2 separate regions of the Mus musculus genome follow, and region 1 is linked to region 2. A link is a loop called in an ENCODE intact Hi-C map of the cell type or tissue named here. Cell type or tissue: heart. All regions are shown on one strand. Links, peaks and the distances in the headings refer to the core of each region. The heading gives the core; the rest is flanking DNA. Region 1 holds the start of Agbl5 (ATP/GTP binding protein-like 5). Region 2 holds the start of Slc5a6 (solute carrier family 5 (sodium-dependent vitamin transporter), member 6).

Evidence for each region. Hi-C counts contacts between places; a loop is a spot of excess contacts. Peaks named below come from ENCODE experiments on the same cell type or tissue, not always from the same donor. Only the 100,000 strongest peaks of a DNase experiment are listed, where the experiment ranks them.
Region 1: it touches region 2 in a loop (2.7-fold over the local background); 1 of 42 quality-filtered maps calls a loop at or near these places.

The regions. Positions count from the first base shown.
Region 1 is chr5:30,884,606-30,893,488 of GRCm38, reverse strand. It overlaps Agbl5 (ATP/GTP binding protein-like 5), which reads right to left and starts at 4,555. Exons shown (of 16, transcript NM_001374737.1): 1 at 3,965-4,555; 2 at 3,109-3,369; 3 at 2,719-2,890; 4 at 2,266-2,429; 5 at 1,499-1,676; 6 at 873-1,051; 7 at 28-484. The coding sequence starts at 3,323. Gm35795 (a long non-coding RNA gene) reads left to right here and starts at 4,534. Exons shown (of 2, transcript XR_376844.2): 1 at 4,534-4,642; 2 at 5,495-7,324. It overlaps n-TYgta9 (a tRNA gene), which reads right to left and starts at 5,406; the gene lies at 5,318-5,406. It overlaps n-TAagc15 (a tRNA gene), which reads right to left and starts at 4,974; the gene lies at 4,902-4,974. In heart, for the core only: no CTCF peak of the experiment used is centred there; DNase peaks (open chromatin) are centred at 3,217, 4,578, 5,388, 5,928 and 1 weaker place; H3K4me3 peaks cover 4,270 bases; H3K27ac peaks cover 4,359 bases.
Region 2 is chr5:31,044,431-31,053,313 of GRCm38, reverse strand. Slc5a6 (solute carrier family 5 (sodium-dependent vitamin transporter), member 6) reads left to right here and starts at 5,235. Exons shown (of 18, transcript NM_001360022.1): 1 at 5,235-5,348; 2 at 5,515-5,684; 3 at 8,723-8,801. Atraid (all-trans retinoic acid induced differentiation factor) reads right to left here and starts at 4,674. Exons shown (of 7, transcript NM_027855.4): 1 at 4,558-4,674; 2 at 3,734-3,852; 3 at 1,046-1,117; 4 at 781-852; 5 at 430-551. The coding sequence starts at 4,641. In heart, for the core only: CTCF peaks have their summits at 2,721 (motif pointing left), 3,745 and 5,107 (motif pointing left); DNase peaks (open chromatin) are centred at 3,803, 4,713 and 5,083; H3K4me3 peaks cover 2,583 bases; H3K27ac peaks cover 2,271 bases.

The DNA of each region.
Region 1 (8,883 bases), core at 256-8,255, 160 kb after region 2:
TGACTGCCACAGGATTCAGAGTCCTACCTGGGTGCTCTCGTCACTAAAGCTGTTGCCATACATGAAGCAGCCCCTTTTGGAAGCATGTCCGTGCAAGTCTACATAGTAAGCAACACCACTCTCTTTTGGGGGGATGGTGTCAGGGGCTGGCTCCTCGAGTTCAGGAATTGGCTGTGGCATAAGCCACACAGGGTCAGTCTTCTCTTCTGCTGGCTCTGTCTCAGGCCAAGTCGCAGGGTTTTCCCCATCAGGTGACTGCCCGAGGTGAGCTTCATTGTGGAGATTATTGGCTTTCTCGAGGTCAGAGAGAGGGGCTTCCGGAGGGAGATGGAGAGTGGGTTGCTGGTTCGTGGGACTCTTGGCGTTGAGCCTCGAGTGCACGTGATGATAAAGCAGCACAGCTTTGGCGCCATAGATGGCCGGGTGCAGGACGGCATCAGGCTTCAAGTACTGACGGTTCAGATTCACTCCACGGGAGTCCGTGCTGTAGGAAGACAGGACTCAACAGGCTCTAGATGTCTGGGCCACCAAAGGAGACATTAGGGTAGGTGACAAGGACACTGAAGACTTGTAAAGTGAAAGGCTTAAGTCATGCTGGAAAGAAGGACAGAGCCTTCCTTCATGTGCGGTCATGCCACCATAGTCCACGGACAGTTCCCTCCACCCAGCTAGTCTTCACCGACATTTGCTCCCACCCAGGATGTGTTCACATGATTACACCCCTCTCAGCTCAGTGGAAGATTAGAGGGGCTTGCCCTGGTTAGGGTACAAGAGGCCTGGAAATACAAACCAGTCAGAAGGCTGGCTGACCTGCACAGCCAAGTGAGACATGAGACTGGAGAAAAGGCAGAAAGGCTGTTTTGGCTACTTACCGGTAGTGGCCCCGGACCACACCATCAGGGTTTAACATGGGAATCAACTTAAAAACAAAGAGTCGACGGAGAGTTTGTGCCCGGGGATCATCAGGTCGAAGGATGAAGTCCAGAAAGCCATTGAACACAAAGCTAGATGGAGTCTCTCCAGGGTGTACCCTACTGCTTAAGAAGAATATCTGAGGTGGAGAAGGAAGCAGACAGGAGGTCAGTGGCGCTATACTTCCACCCTGACAAGGGTGGGCAAGAGTAGTTGAGGCAGAAAGAGCCTTTTCTAGATGGCTGTTTACCAGAGGTACAGGATTGTTAATCCTCTACCCTGGGGTACAAGATAAACCGGGTCCAGAATGTGTAGAGGTAACAGCTGTAAGCTATCCACAGTGGCCGGAGATAGGATGAGGTTAGATTACTGTTTTACTTCTGTGTATGTCAACTGATATATGTGGGGGCCTGTGGAAGCCACAAGAAGTCATTCTATCCCCTGGAGCAGGAGTTACAGGCCACGGCACAGTGTGGGTGCTGGGAACCAAACAAGGATCCTTTGTAACAGAGTATTAAGTATTCTTAAAACTGAGCCCTCTCTTCCACCCAAGAATACGGCTTTCATGTTCTTCCCACTTACTTACCCTTTTGCCTGTGAAACGGAATGGTCGGGGAGTGCCGAGATCAGGAAATAGCTGCTCTAGTCGGGGCTCCCGATCATCTCGAAGCCCATGGCAGGAAGTGATTGTTAGTAGATCTACACGAAGTCCATCCAGAGAATAGCAGAGAAGCTCTCGGTGGTAATAAATACTATCCAGAGGACTACAGGGATAAAATCAATAGTTAGAAGTCCCTAAAGTCCTAGCACCAGGCATGCAGGCAGCATTGCCAGCTCAGGACTTAAATTATCTGGTCCCTCACCATGACTTTTGGGTCCTCATAGTCGCTTGAACTGGTGAGGCTAAGGGTATGTGTGGGCTCGCACTGCTAGGTGCAGACACAGGACTGAAGCTTTTCCTATCATCAGGTTGGCAGCAAGCTCCCTTCTGTATGCACTGAGCTGTCTTGCTGTCACTCCTCCAGCTCTATTATTTAAGAGTAAGTTTTTTGTTTGCTTTCCTAATTTGTGGTACATCAGGATAGATTAATCTGTGTACATAGAGAGTTGCCCTCCGTAGAGGAAGATGAAGAAGACATGCTGAGCAGCCACAGTGCTGGCTATACTCAGGATAGCTCAAGAGAACTGGAGGAGCATGCGTTGGGCAGGTGATTATGGTGGCAAAGGAACACCTTTGTCTACACGTGGACAAGACTGGTGACGTTTTGGCTAAGAGCTCTTAGAACAAATGCTGGGAGCAGCAGAGGTACTACAGAATCCACAGTATAGTAGGGGGAAGAATGGGGTTAGCACCTGCTATGGGTAGAGTAATTCTCTGAAAAGCGCTGGTCTAGCTGGCTCAGCAGATCCTGGCAGTCACTGTAGGAGAAGGGGTAGCAGAAGGCGAAGAAGGTGGTGGCTCCCCGGCCCTCTACGAAACGGTGAACAAAGGATAGCACAAACTGTGTCTCTGTCATCTGGGGAGCAGAGGAGGAAGAGGGGGCAAACATGTCATCTGTGTCAGCACTGAGCTCCTCCTGTGGGGATGCTGGGAACTGACCTCATGCCTCTCTCACCTTTACCAACTCCCTCCCTCTGACACTCTCCACATGAGAACCAGCTTCTTCAGGCTTGCTGAAGCAGGGGCTCAGCTTGGACCCCAGCTAGGGGTGGAAGAAAGAAGATACTAAAAGCTGCCTGGTCCTCTCTCTCAAAAATGTGTTTCCTCTACCAACACCCAGTCTTCCCTCCTACTGGAGAACTTACCTCAAAGGTGGGCCGCTCTCTAATGCGTTCCCAGCGTGGCCGGGAAGGCAGTGTGCGCACAAAGGGGGCCATGCCCTGGGAATACAGTTTGCTTTGCTTGTTCATGTTCATAATGTTGATCTTGATAAGCTTTCCTGGAGTCCCTCCCCGGACACTGAAGTAGAACCATGACCTGAGAGCCAAAAGAGAGACCAGCTGTTGGCTGTGGGAGGGCCAGGGAGAGGATGTGGGGAAAGCTGAATCAAATCAAGTCCAAACAGCAAAGGGCTATCTGGTAAGGAGGGAAGGGGGGAGGGTTTACAAGAGATACTGTGCTGGTGCTCAAAGTCAATGCCTGACTATAGGATGCATCCAAGCACTCGGCCTTCCCACCCCCTGCAGTCCTCATACCTGTTGCCATTTTCATATTCCGTTTCAGCACAGTCAGGCCGGGTCCACACGTTGAACTCGTAGTCAGGGGAAGCAGCAGACCCACTAGCGGGGGCTGTTGCCACCCCTCCTACGCCTTCCCCATCACTAGACACAGTCTCCACCTTTTCCACATGGGCTAGGTTCCCTGAATCAAAGCGAGAACTGAACAGCAATCCCCCACAGCGCAGCTCCATGGTGGGGCTGGGAAAGCATCCTCTTGCCCCACACAGGCCCTGAGAGCTGGGGGGAAAAAAAATCAAAGTTGGGATAGGGAGGAAGGGCAGAAAATGAAACAATGTGTTTGGTATGTCTGGATAAATGAGAAATGTCTTTTCTACTCTATGAAGCAAAACGCTCTTATTCATAGAAAACCTGGAAGTAGCCTTTCAGTAAGATCAAGAGAAAGCACAACTCTGTCCCTGGACACCCAAGGAGTATGAGCGACCTAAAAACACCCTATTTTACTACATCACCACCGTTCCCCAATCGAATGCTCACTAGCTTCCTTAGTTGAGTTGGAAAACGCTAGATTCTCAAGCTTTTTAACAACCTAAGAGGCAGAGACTCGAGGTCGGGTGGTTGCCACTGACTCTATGAGGGAGAGGCCATATTAAAATTTCCTATATTGGCTTTGTACTGGACAGCCCGGAGCAAGAAGAACCAAGTTTCTAAGTGTAAATGGTAGCTTCCTTTCTTTACCTCTTTTGTCTTCACAAGCACCGACTGTAATTATACTCGTTTCTCGGAGACCTTGAAGAGCGTTGCTACCACCCCCTTCCTCTACTACGCCTATTATGAAAACGTAGCCTATGCCCGGCCAAAGCCACTTGCTCACCTGCCCTGAACCTCAGTTCCAATTAGGGTCTGTTTCCATCCTCCCGCCCTGTAGACACGAGCCCGTGCAAAAGCTACCCTCGAAGGTGTGGGTAACGGGCGTCCTAAGCACCCCTAGGAAGGCTGGGCCAGTAGAGTCCCGCTTGGAAGCAGCAGGCAGCTCCTCGATTCGCGAGGACCCTCGCGCTGCCTGGCTTGTCCAGGGCAGGGTGGGGTTTGGAAGCGTGGGAGGGGTCGAGACAGGTACACTGGCGGACAGGAAGGCGGGTCCTAGGGGTCAGAGGTGAGGCCACAGGAGCAGAGGGAGTCAACCAAAGGCGGGGTCGGCGGGCCGGCCGCGGCAGGCCGGGGGGCGGGGTGGCATTCGACGGGGGCTCCGGCAGAGCGGGCTGAGAAGGGGGCGGGGCCTGCCGGCGGGGCCGCAGTCCACGCGAAGCCCCTCACCTCTCTCCGGGCCGCTGCTCCCGCTCCCTCTCCCGCTAGCGAGGCGGCACCTCGGGCCCCGGCACCCGGGCCCTCCACCCGGGACCCACACAAAACCAGAGAGCCGCGGTGCCGGGACCCCACTCTGCCAGGAAACAAGAAGTCTCTTGCCTATTGGCCGCAGCTGCAGCTGGCTACCCGCCCAGTAAAGCGCACTGCCATTGGTCGCCACGCAGGGTTCCGTGCACGTTGGCAGGTACCTGTGAGGGGGCCGTTTGGGGGCTTCCGCGGGCCACCGCCGTGTGCGGCTCACTAGGCGTCTTCTCTGTAGGCGGTTAACGGCCCGCCTCCCCGAGGCGGGAAAGACAGAGCAGTGAGCAGGAAACAGGAAAAGACTTACCTGTGAATAAGAAAATAGCATGTGAAGCCGATCTTTGTTTACCGTGCTCCTAGCTCTACTGTGTAACGAAACGTGGACACAACAGATCATGAGCCTGATGGTGTGTAAAAGGAAGTGGAGGATGCGGGCATCGATCCCGCTACCTCTCGCATGCTAAGCGAGCGCTCTACCATTTGAGCTAATCCCCCAGCTGTAGTGCTGTACCTTCCTGTAACCTTTACAAGGTTTCCTGAGACTCAGTTTTCTAATGTAGTTCACAATATAAAGTAGGATGGAGCCCTCAGCAAGATTTTGAAACAGAGCCATGTAATACATACATAAGCAATAAGGACTTTTCTTGAAGTACATGTCACTATAGCTTTAACACCTAATATGCGAACAAGGTACGTTGTACTTCGACTACTTAACTGCTATATGTACTCAAGGGGTTTTCAACGTAGCCAGGAAAATACACTGCCTATCCTCAAGTAAGCGTTTCCCCCACGGAGCAATTGACCTAGGGTGTAGGTAAACTAAAAGTAGTGCACGAAGTCCTTCGAGCCGGAATCGAACCAGCGACCTAAGGATTACCATATTGTACTGACTACAGTCCTCCGCTCTACCAACTGAGCTATCGAAGGCCCCGCTGCGTCGGGCTGCTGCAGTTTTCCCTCTAATGCTTACCAAGATTTTTTTTTTTTCCCTAATGTGTTTCTGCGTAAACTAAAGGATCCCGGGCCAGAAGAAAGGCGGGCTTGCAGGCTCGCACCCTGCGGCAGGAGCTCGCCGTGAGCCGGATTGAGGCTAAAGCTGGGGCGGCCTTCCTCTCGCTAAGCAGACATTAGTTTCGGTGTTTGGGACTACGAATGCTGCTTCTGCTCCAGGTTTCCTTTGGTTTTCGGCGTGATGAAAGTATATAAAGCATGTTGTTCTGATGATGCGAAAGACATTCGCTCCGTCAGCTGAAGTGTCGGGGTCCATTCACCGAGACCCAGGCCAGAAGGGAAGACCGAGCCACGGGAGCGAGGGACCCCTATGCCCTGGACGCTGGGATGCAGCGGCGGCCCGGACTCCTACTCTCCGAGCCCACTGGCTGGGTGCAGTCCCAGGTCCTGCCCTAGTCGCTTATAACCTCGCTTTTATGGTCGAGGTCTGGGAAAGGTTTCCGCCCCACCTGGGCTTCACTGCCAACCAAGTGTCTTCTCTGCCGTGATGGGTTGACCCCTTATCTGGCTCACGTATTTGTTGCTCTTCCTCACAGGGCCAGCCCTCTATTGGCTCACAGAAAGCTCACCCATTTTTTTAAACAAAGGAACAAACTCAACGCCCAGGTCCTCTGTGCAGTCTGCTCTGACTGGCGGAGTGGTTGGGTCCAGGAACCCTCCCCCAGTCGCAGTTCTGAAACACCCAGCTAGGTAGAGAGGTGGTTTGAAATCTTACTTAGATTTCATTCTGATGGGGGGGGCGGGGGGGAGCGTGTTGCTACCGTGACCAAAACTCATCTGCCTATAGTTCTCAAGGCATGCCCTTAGCATTTGAAGCAGTTCATATTTCTCTCTTTCTCCTCCTCTCCTTCTTTTCCTCATTACAACCCCCTACCCCACTATCTGTCTCTCCCTTGTTTTATTTTTGTGAAGCCTTTAAAATTTGAGGTTCATATAACATACTTATCCCTTTGTTTCTCAAGTCTACAGCACCAAGTATTCCCAAAGGGGTCTTCCACCTACACTGATCAGGGAAAGTCCAAGTGAGCGTTTTAGTGACCTGTAGTACAATCACAATGTTGTACAAATGTCACCTCTCTATTAGAGGGCTTGTTTGTTTTTAATGTTCAGGCTGGAGCCCGGGACCAATTTTTTCTCCAACTCGAAGAGATTCGCCTGTTTCTGCATCCAGAATTCTGAGATCAGAGCATGCACCAGCACATCCCATCAAAACTTTTAAGTCACTAGGAAGAACATTCATTGCCTTTCAAGTAATCGCTCCCAGCTTCGCTTTCCTTCTTTCTCTGGCAACTACTTGTTAACCGGCTTCCAGTCTCGTTCTCTTTCTTTTCTTTTCTTTCTTTTTTTTTTTTAGGAATGTATCTAGGAATTGGATTGTAACATAGCATATTTAATTCCTTAGGAATGGCCAAGCTACTTCCCAGCGGCAACATTTGTAAAAGGTTTTATTAGCATATATGAACTATAAATACTGGGTTTTATTAACGTTCTTATCCTTTGTTTTGTTTTGATCCCGTGAGTTCTTTGTTACACTCCTGATAAGTTTCCGTCTTCCCAAGCAGTCCCTGCCCTCCTCTCTCCTTTTTTTTTTTTTTTTTTGTATGTTAAAGCATGGGCTAGAGCTGAATGCAACACCAGAAGTGTGCATGGATTCTAATTTCTCCACAGCCTTGTCAATGTTTACTTTAATAAGTTGAACTCAGTTACTCAATATCACTTCCTGATGTCATCAAAGACATTTTGAAATTATTTTCCATCTTTTGATTTTGACACTATTTATCTTGTTATGGGAGAGTTTATATTTAAATTTTCAGTATAAATACTGTTACTGTTATTATTCTGGTTTTATTGTTGTTTTGAGACAAGGCTGCTCCTAACCCAAGTGCTAGGGACCACAGACCTGCACCACCACCCTTGCCTCTTCGTGTCTGTGTTTGTGATGGAATCTCCCTATTTAGACCTGGCTAGACTGGACCTCCATATGTAAACCAGTCTGACCTTTAAGCTTTGGAGATCTCATGTGCTCTGCCTGCCGCTGCTGGGGTTAAAGGTATGAGCCACCAAGGCCGGCATGCACATTCTTAGGACTCTTTGGCCATATTTCTGTTATCCTGACAGGTTTTAAGGAATGTACTTGTTTGGTCAAGAAGTATGAAACTTTTCTACCGTCTGCTAAAAGTTTCCAATTTATCTCCCATAATATACAGATTCTATCATAGCAAATCATTGATTTAAATAATAAAGAATTCCCAGTACTTGGGAGGCAAAGGTAGGTGGATTTCTGAGTTAGAGGCCAGCCTGGTCTACAGAGTGAGTTCCAGGACAGCCAGGGCTATACAGAGAAACTCTGTCTCGAAAAACCAAAACAACAACAACAACAACAAAACTATTAAAGAATCCTTCAGAGCCACTGTGATGGCTCAGCAGTGAAGGCACTCATGGCCAAGCCTGCCAGGCCAGAGTCTGATTCCCTGGGCCTGCTAGACTTGCAGAAGGAGAGAACCAACTCCTTCAAGCTGTCCTCTGACCTCTACAAGAACACACATGCACACCCATGCACACAGTACACTAAATAAATAAACGCAAAGAGAGAAAGACTTTTTATTAATGATGGGTGTCTTAGTTAGGGTTTTACTGCTGTGAACAGACACCATGACCAAGGCAACTCTTATAAAGACAACATTTAATTGGGGCTGCCTTACATGTTTAGAGGTTCAGTCCATTATCATCAAAGCAGGAACATGGCAGCATCCAGACAGGCCTGGTGCAGGAGGAGCTGAGAGTTCTACATCTTCATCTGAAGGCTGCTAGCAGAATACTCACTTCTAGGCAGCTAGGATGAGGGTCTTAAAGCCCACACCCACTGTGACACACCTACTCCAACAAGGCCACACCTTCTAATAGTGCCACTCCCTGGGCCTCGCATATACAAACCATCATATTCCACTCCCTGGCCCTCATAATGGGCAAAATATGTTGCATCTTACATTTTTTACTTTATTGGTGAAATGAATCTTTTTGCAAGTGTGCTGTTCACTTGCATAGTTTATGTACACACACAATTTTGTGTTCGGTGCTTTTTTGATTTAGAGTAGATTTAACACAAAAAATTGCATATTTCCTGCAAATATTTTTCTCCAGGTTTCTCTTTTCTTCTCTTTTCTCCTCTTTTCCTTTTTTCTTTTCTTTTCTTTTCTTTTCTTTTCTTTTCTTTTCTTTTCTTTTCTTTTCTTTCCTTGTAGTGGTGCTTTATCATATTGACACATCTGAAAATTCTGTGCACAAACATTTATCATCCATTCTTGCTTTGATATTTAGCATATCATTATTATGTAAATGAATATGCAAATAAAACTTGAGTGTTTGCATATCTTCTTTTTAACTTTGTCCTAT
Region 2 (8,883 bases), core at 197-8,196:
TCAGATTGCAGAGTGAGTTCCTGGACAGCCAGAGCTGTTACACAGAGAAAGTTTGTATCAAAACAACAACAAAAGCCAGGGTGTGGTGGCGCACACCTTTAATCCCAGCTCTCTAATCCCAGCACTCAGGAGGCAGAGGCAGGCGGATTTCTGAGTTCGAGGCCAGCCTGGTCTACAAAGTGAGTGCCAGGACAGCCAGGGCTACACAGAGAAACCCTGTCTCAAAAAACCAAAAAAAAAAAAAAAAAAGAAAAAGAAAAAAGAAATAATAATAATACAGCAACAATAATAATTAAACCTCGTCAGGGGAATAGAGAACACACAGGACAAAAAGGCACTTTAGCATCTTTACTTTTCTAACGTAGAGAATAATTGCTCTTTAGAAAGAAGGAAAGCACTCTCCAGTGAGGCGACCATGCTAAAGCATACCTGGGCTTCCAGTGCTATTGCAAAGGTCCCTTTGCCCTTGGCAAATCTGCTTGTCCTTGAAAGAAGTAACATTGTCCCAGGCATTACTACCTCCAGGACAGGGAACATCTTGTGGTAGTATCCTGAAGACAACACATATGATCATAAATGCACAGCCAAAGAGGTTGGGGTGTAGCTCGGGAGTAGAACAAACATTCAACAACACACAAAGCCATGGGTCCACTCCCTAACACACATGCACATATGAACTTACTCAGTCACGCGCACACGCACACCCCACACAGCAGTAGTGGCTCTCATCCTGCTGAGCACTTAGCACATCAGCACTCTCTCCCTTCCTGTATTACTCACAGAGTCTGCAGCTGAGTAAACCCACGGAAGGTGTTGGCCAAATCATCCTTGAGAGGATTTGCCTGAAGGTCTCTGCAAAGTACACACTGTTAGCGCTCTGTTTGCAGAAGTTTTCTATTAGCCTTTATATGTGCTGTCCTGGGCCAGTAACCCACTCCTTATCCTCAGTTGTACAAGGTTAGATGCTAATATTAACCTACCTTCTCAAGAGTTATTTCCCATCACCATATTTATCTTTTGGGCAGGAAAATATATAACCACTTACATGATAATAGCAGTATAAGCCTGTAAAAAGTTTGGACCAGGATCCTTCAGGGAACAGTTCTGAAGATCTAGCCTGAAGAAACAAAGAAATCAGTGTCAACTCTGCCTCTTTTTCATCCCCTACTTAAGCTAATATTGATGGAATATCTATGTTCAGAACTGTAAGGTTAAGGCTATGGTAGCAGACATTGTAATCATGTAGTAGCCAATCTAGTTAGCCCTGGCTACATGTAGACATCTTAATTTACCTAAAATTCAAGTTCACTCTCAAAAGCAACACTTCAAACACATAAAACCTTGGATCCTGTGCTGATTAGTACAGATATGTAGCATTTCAGTCAGCAACTGGAATTTCTATTGGGTCACACAGTTTCTTGTTTTTAATATTTATTTATTTTATTTATATGAGTGCACTGTCACTGTCTTCAGACACACCAGAAGAGGGCAACAGATCCCACCAAAGATGGTTGTGAGCTACCATGTGGTTGCTGGGAATTGAACTCAGGACCTCTGGAAGAGGACTCAGTGCTCTTAACTGCTGAGCCATCTCTCCAGCTCTAATCAGTAGAGCCATGCATTGTGCAAATACTGGAAGAAGCCTTGTGGGTTTTTTTCCCTCCAGGATTAGTAGGTTTTACTGAAATTCTTACACTCAGAAGTTACTGTTGTCAGGGCCTTGTGCATTTCAGGCAAGTCCTAGCACCAAGCCACAGACAGAGATTTTGTTTTGTTTTGTTTTGTTTTGTTGAGACAAGGTTTCTCTGTGTAGCCTTGGCTGTCTTGGAACTCACTTTTTAGACAAGTCTAGGCTCAAATTCAGAGATCTGTCTCCCACTGCCCCTGAGTGCTTTAATCCCAGCACTTGGGAGGCAGAGGCAGGCGGATTTCTGAGTTCAAGGCCAGCCTGGTCTACAAAGTGAGTTCCAGGACAGCCAGGGCTACACAGAGAAACCCTGTCTCGAAAAAACCAAAAAGAGAGAGAGAGAGAGAGTGAGTCAGTCTCAACCGAGTGACAATCCTCCTGCCTCAGCTTCTCAAATGCTGGATTAGAGAGAATGATCAGCATCCCCACAGAGATCATTTTCTTTTGAGACAAGGTTTCAATGTAACCCAAGCTAGCCTCAAATTCACTAAGTAGCTGAGGGTTACCTTGATATTCCTCCCAAGTACTGAAGTTACAACTGCACACAGAGGTGTTAAATGAAAGGAAAAAAAGGCAAATCACTTAAGTTTTCCCAAGTAGATTTTCTTTCTTCTTTTTCTTTTTTTCTTTCTTTTTTTTGGGGGGGGGGGGTGGGTGGGTTCAAGTGCTGGGATTAAAGGAGTGTGCCACCACGCCTGGCCCAAGTAGATTTTATGTTACAGGTAACTGTAAATGCCTGTACATTAAGGATTTCAAGCCTCCAAGCCTTGTGGTGGTGCACACCTTTAATTCTGGCACTTGAGAGGCAGAGGCAGGCAGATCTCTGAGTTTGAGACCAGCCTAGTTTATAGAAGGAGCTCCAGGACAGAAAAATTCTATGTTGAAAAACCAACCAAGGGGGCTAGAAAGATGGCTCAGAGGTTAAAAGTTCTTAAGTTGCTCTTCCAAAGGTCCTGAGTTCAATTTCCAGCAACCACATGGTAACTCACAGCCATCAATAATGAGATCTGGTGCCCTCTTCTGGCACACTATACACAATAAATAAATAAATAAATAAATAAAAATTTAAAAAAGAAAAGACAAACCAACCAAATAAAAAGGACTTCAACAAATTATTTTTCCATTTACTGTGTGCCTACAAACTACAAAAATCATAACATAAAATATATATGTTTTTGCAAGCCTGTAATCCCAGCTACTCAGGAAGCTGAGGCAGGAGGATCACAAGTTCATGGTTAGTGTGGGCAATTAGTGAGATCATGTGTCAAAATACTGAAAAGAGCCAGATGTGATGGCTCACCCCTGTAATCCCAGTACTTGGGAAGCTGTAACAGCAATGATATGAGTTTGAGACCAAAACCTGTGCTACATAGTACCAGGATAGGCAGGGCTATATAGCAAGACTCTGTCTCAAAGAAAACAAAAGGAAAAGCAAATCCAAAAAAGGTAGCTTGCATAAAGTCCTAGGTTCATTTCCTAGTACCCAGAACAACAATAAGAAGAAGAAGGAAAAAAAAAAATTAAAGGCTGGAAAGATGGCTTAGCAGTTAAGAGCCAGTATTGCTCCTACAGAAGACCTGAGTCTAGTTCCCAGTACCCACACTGTATCTCACAACTGCCTATCATTCCAGCTCCAGGAGGATCCAAGGCCTCTGAAATTTTCCAGCACCTGCACTCAAGTGCCTGTACCCAGACAGTCAGACAGACAGACAGACACAATTAAAAACAAAAAAATAAAATGAAGAAAAATTTAAATGTATTTTAGTAAAAATAATACAAAGACTTAATAATAAAACTATTTTAAATGAAGCCACAAAAGCCTATAAAATGGCAAAAACTATGATTTGTCATTCAGGGAAAAAAAAATCAAAAGATCATTTACTTATCGAAAAATCATCAAATTCAAATGTTTAGAATCGAGCATTAAATGTCTCCACTTAGGTACTAATATTTATCCCCAGAGCCTGCTAGGCAAGTCTGTAGACTCCAGTCTGGGAACTCTAAAAAGTTCAAAAGAATATTCAAGGATGTCTTCTCCTCCCTCACCCCAAGATGGTGCCCTTCTGATTCAGGCAGCATCGGGCCTGCATTAGCTTCGATGTATCCTCACAGTAAGCAGCCACTCTGGACAAATTGTGCATACCTCCCGGACACAGGGTGCATATCTGCAGAAGAGAAAGAAACCTGATTAAGACTCCAGAAAGAAAAAAAAAAAAAAGAACAAGTCAGTAGCCTTTCCAGAATTCCCATAATGCAAAGCGGAAAAGTGCCTTTTGTAAACAGAACCCATTTTTTTCCCTTAAAACCCCCGCACCAAATCAGCGCACTGTACGAGAGAAGATCCTCGTGTTTGTGCATTATTACTTGACTATACTGTGTCCTCTCCAGAGACTTCTCCACCTGACAGGCATGGTTTGGCAAGTGTTAAAGGGCTGCAGGTACACAGCGTACTCAAGCATCACTATATATTTAGATAGATAGATAGATAGATAGATAGATAGATAGATAGATAGATAGATAGATAGATAGATAGATAGATAGTCGTGCCATTGCACCACGCACAGCATTCGTGCAAGGAGAGCTGGCAGAAGAACCCTGGGACTCGTCTGGGAAGCACTATTTAAAATTATTCAAAAGCAAGGAGATCAAATTTCAAAGGACTCTGAATGTGGGCAGGGCGAAGGTGCTAGTGGCCTGCACTACGTGAGTACTGGACAACACCATCCCCGCAGGCACAGGGCCCGGGGAAGCTTCAGGGACAAAAATCTGAGCTTCCGACTGGCCAAAGGGACAGACACCGGCGGGCGAGCTGGATTCCGGGCTGACGGCCAGCAACCTTCTTCAGCCAGATCTCAAACTTTCTTCTGTACCTCAGGTAGAGCCAGGGCCCTCTCCACGCCCAGAACCAGGAGCAGGGCGGCCGCCCGAGAGCCGCCTGACTCCCGAGACGCCATTTCCCACTGCTTTCCACCGTCTTGACAGCTCGCGAGAACCGAGCGCGAGGCTCCGCCCCCAGCGTGTCACGCGCCAGCCTTGAGGCGAGGCTTAGCTTCCAAATCCTGTCACTCTGGGGCGTGGCCTGGTCCGCCCGGGGCACGAGCCGTGGAGCCCGAGGCGTAATTTGCCCGCAGGTTCGGGCTGCTCGCGGAATTCTGAGCTCCTGTCCTGCGCTTGCTCGCGGTGGACAGACCCACCATCTCTCCATTCTTCCTGGAGCGCAGGCCTGTCCAGTTAGCGCTTAGTTGCCTTGAGCTACTGCATGACCCTCAGCCCGGTGCGGACGCCCGGGCAGCTCCATCCGCCCTTAGTAAACATGGCGGCGCTGGGACCCGGGAGGGCGGGGGTAGGGGGCGGGGTCCTGCTGTCCCGCTGTCACCAAGTCAGGAGGTGCGAGCCGAGCCGAGCCGGGCCGGGCTGGCCTGCGGGCCAGCTGCCCTCATGTGGAGATCTCAAAGGTGGGCAGGGCGGGTGTAGGATGGGCCGGGCGAGGCGGGGATTGGGCAGGGCCGGAGAGACTGAGTTCAGTCGCCTGGAGGCGGGACTGGAAGGGGCGGGGCGGGGTGAGCCTCTCGGTGTGGGCTTTGGGGAAGGTCTTAAATACTAGTGCAAAGTCGTGGGTTCGCCACGTGCGGAGAGAAGGGGAAAGCTGAGCCGAGAGAGGGTAAGGGTGATGGAGGAGTGAAGATCGGAGGGCGAAGGGCAAACGCTGGCAAGAGAACACGAGCCTGGGAACCCTTCACCTTAATGTTGCGTAGTGTTCTGCAGCCCGGGCAAGGACGCGAAGCGGGAAAGACGCTTCCTTAACTCATGTTCTTTGCCTTGCCAAGGGGGAAAAACCAATGCTGGTTTCGGAAAGAACGTAGGAACTTTGGTAGCCCTGGCCGAACCACCGACGCAAGGCAAGCAGAACAGCAGCAGGTCTGACTGGAAGGGCGCTGGGAGAGACCCATCACACCTAAGGGGACAGCTATTGCTCTGGGTGACGACTCCTCAAAAGGTAACTAGAGACAATTAGAGCTCATCTCAATTAGCCTGCCAATGCTTCCATTCCACAGGCTCCAGGTATCTGCCTGGAAATCCTGAATTTGCATTTATCAATACATTTAGCTGGTGGGATATCTTGTTTTAATGAGAAAGGCCATTCAGATCTTGAGGAATATTAAGCCCTAGATATTGGTGACAGTTGGCCCTGCAGGTGTTCCCTTATATTTCAAAGGGGGAAGAGGGTGAGGACTTAGCTCTGGCATTCCTAGTTAAGTCTTGTCCCCAGTACTGAAAGAAATGAACCCACAAACCTCAATACCTTTCATTGCAGATAAGTCCCATGCAATGTGAGACCTTTTTAAAAGACATGTCCACTGTTGTGAATCAGTGGAGTTTGTAGAAAGCCACTGTTCTTTTCCTAGAATTGGATCGTATGAAAGTTGTGTTACTGCTGGCTTGGCGTTTTCCTGTCTGCTTACCTCTTCTTCCTCTATCCCAGAGGCTTCGTGGTTTCTCAACGCAGATAATTAATCAGGAAACTCTAGAAGCAGAGGAACCAAATCGGTACTACCCGACCACTTGGTGTTTTATTTTGAGACCGTGTAGCTTTGGTTGGCCTGGAACTCATAGAGATCCACCTGTCTGCCCCCTGTGTGCTAGGATTGGTCTAGAAGGGTTTTTTCTTTATTTTTTGTTTTGTTTTTGTTTTTGAGACAGGGTTTCTCCGTGTAGCCCTGGCTGTCCTGGAACTCACTCTGTAGACCAGGCTGGCCTCGAACTCAGAAATTCGCCTTCCTCTGCCTCCCAAGTGCTGGGATTAAAGGCGTGTGCCACCATGCCCGGCTTGTTTTGTTTTTTCAAGACCGTATTTCTACAGATATGGCTGTCCTGGTATTCACTTTGTAGACAAGGTAGGCCTTGAACTCTAGAGATTCCTCTCCGTCCGCCTCCAGAAGGATTAAAGGTGTGTGTCACCCTCCTTGTCTATCCTCCTCATCTTCCCATAGCAGTGACAGCTTGCCAAAGAGAAAGAAAACTCAAGGTGTTGCAAAATATCAAGGCCTGGGGCCCCTTTAGGTAAACCAGAGCCCCTTAGAATCCTTGACCCAGAGACGGTAGAACATGTGGCCCAAGTTCAGACTTTTTCTTTGTCCTGTGAGGCTTATAGTTCAGGATTAGTCTGTGGGAACCGCACCCTGCCAACTAGGCAATATGTGCCCAACTGTTTGAATACAGTTCAGAAGATGCTCTGTTTCCTTGGAGGGCAGGGTATATTAATCTGTCACTAGAATAGTTGAAATCTATACTGTTCCATGAATGACTGACTACAGTTAGCACTCTGTTCCTTTCTTAGTCTTGGGACTAGTGAGATTGGAGCACTGGTGAATACCTGTGAAAAATTCTTTTTTATTGTGTGTCTGTATGTGTGTGTGTGTGTGTGTGTGTGTGTGTGTGTGTGTGAGTGAGTGCTGGTGTGAGGAGGCCAGTAGTGAGGGAGCCACAAGTCGATGGTTTCAAGCTGACTGTAGGTTTTTGGAACCAAACATGTCCTCCCCAAAGCAGCCACAACTCTTTCTTTGAACCCCTGAGCCATCTCTTCAGCCCTTGTAATAGATATTCTTCCTATGTGTGGTGGTGTGAACCTAGAGTTTAAGGCTAGCATAGTCTACATTATGAGTTCTGGGCCAGTCAAGAATACATGGTAAGATCCTGCTTCAAAAAAACAAAACAGCAAGACTCAAGACTCTTTACAGGTTCTGTAGAGAGGCTCTGAGAGACAGATTTCAGGTGAAATATCCTGTACTCTTCTTTCTCTTTTTTTTTTTTTTTTTTTTTTTTTTTTTGGGTTTTCGAGACAAGGTTTCTCTGTATAGCCCTGGCTGTCCTGTAACTCACTCTGTAGACCAGGCTAGCCTCAGAAATCTGCCTGCCTCTGCCTCCTGAGTGCTGGGATTAAAGGCGTGTGCCACCACGCCCGGCTAATACCCTGTACTCTTACACAGTAGGTTGGAATGAAAGATTTTGCAAGCAACCAACACACAAACCAAAGGAAGCTGTATATGTTTATAGATCTTAGAGGGGTAGATGTTTGGGTTTGGAAAGGTAGGGTCTCAAAATGTAGTGATCCATAATAGATAAGATATAGAGGTATAGTCTATTTAGGAAGATTGTTTGGTGCATAAGCTAGAAATTCAGTGCCTGGGGGCAGGTACTAGATAGGATCTAGGGTGTGGCTGTTATCTCTGAAGGGGAAAATTTGTGAACAAGTGACAGTAAGGCACTTTACTTACTGCTGGCTCACATGGAAGGTATTCAGAGAATATTAACTGTCATCATGTTAGGCTATCTAAATGCTGCAATTCTCTCCTGTCCCCTTCTAGCCAATCAGTACTTCTAGGGGATGCTTCTTGAGGCAAGACCATACGCTTAGGAGTGTAGAATGGATGAGGAGTCCCCAGGCCTGGGTTTCCATGTTGCCTTTGAAGGTTCCTTGAGAAGCTGAGAAGATAGTTTAGTAGGTCAAGGGCTTGTGAAGACCAAGGCGTGGAGTTGCCAGCAGATCTCTGTAAGCTTGGGAAGCACTGCCCTGAAAAATGACTAAGGAAGATGTCTGATGGCATCCTATAGCTCACACACACACACACACACACACACACACACACGCACAGAAAGTGATAACTTGAGTGAGCTGGGCCTTTAATGCTTCTATATGAAATGAGAAGGCTATAAGTGATTTAAGAATTGTGGCATATTCTTAGAGTTACAGTTTTTCTGTGTGTGTAGTGTTAGAAAAGTAACTTTCAGTCTTCTCTAGGCAACTAACTCCTTTCTAACTCTGTCTAGCACACAGGGTGCTAAGAGCGGTTTAGGCTGAAAGCCTAATCCAGCTAGGAATGCTGTCAAGTGTGTTGTCCATTCTGGAACTTGTGGAATTGAGTTGGGGGACATAGGGTGATACGGGCCATTTGGGGCCCAGCGCTTGGTTCCGTGATGAGCCCAGAACAGACAGCATCCGTGCTTTCCTCTGACTCCCTCTTGATCTCTCCGCAGCTACTCACAGAATCAGTCGGTGCCTCTACCTGTGTCCTGCCCAGGCAGCTCTGCCGCAGAACAGGGATTGCTTCTCCAGGTATGTGTGTCTGATCCCAGCAGGATGGGACAGCTCACTCTCTGTTGCTGGTCACCTTGCCACTTTCTCTGACTGTCACTTT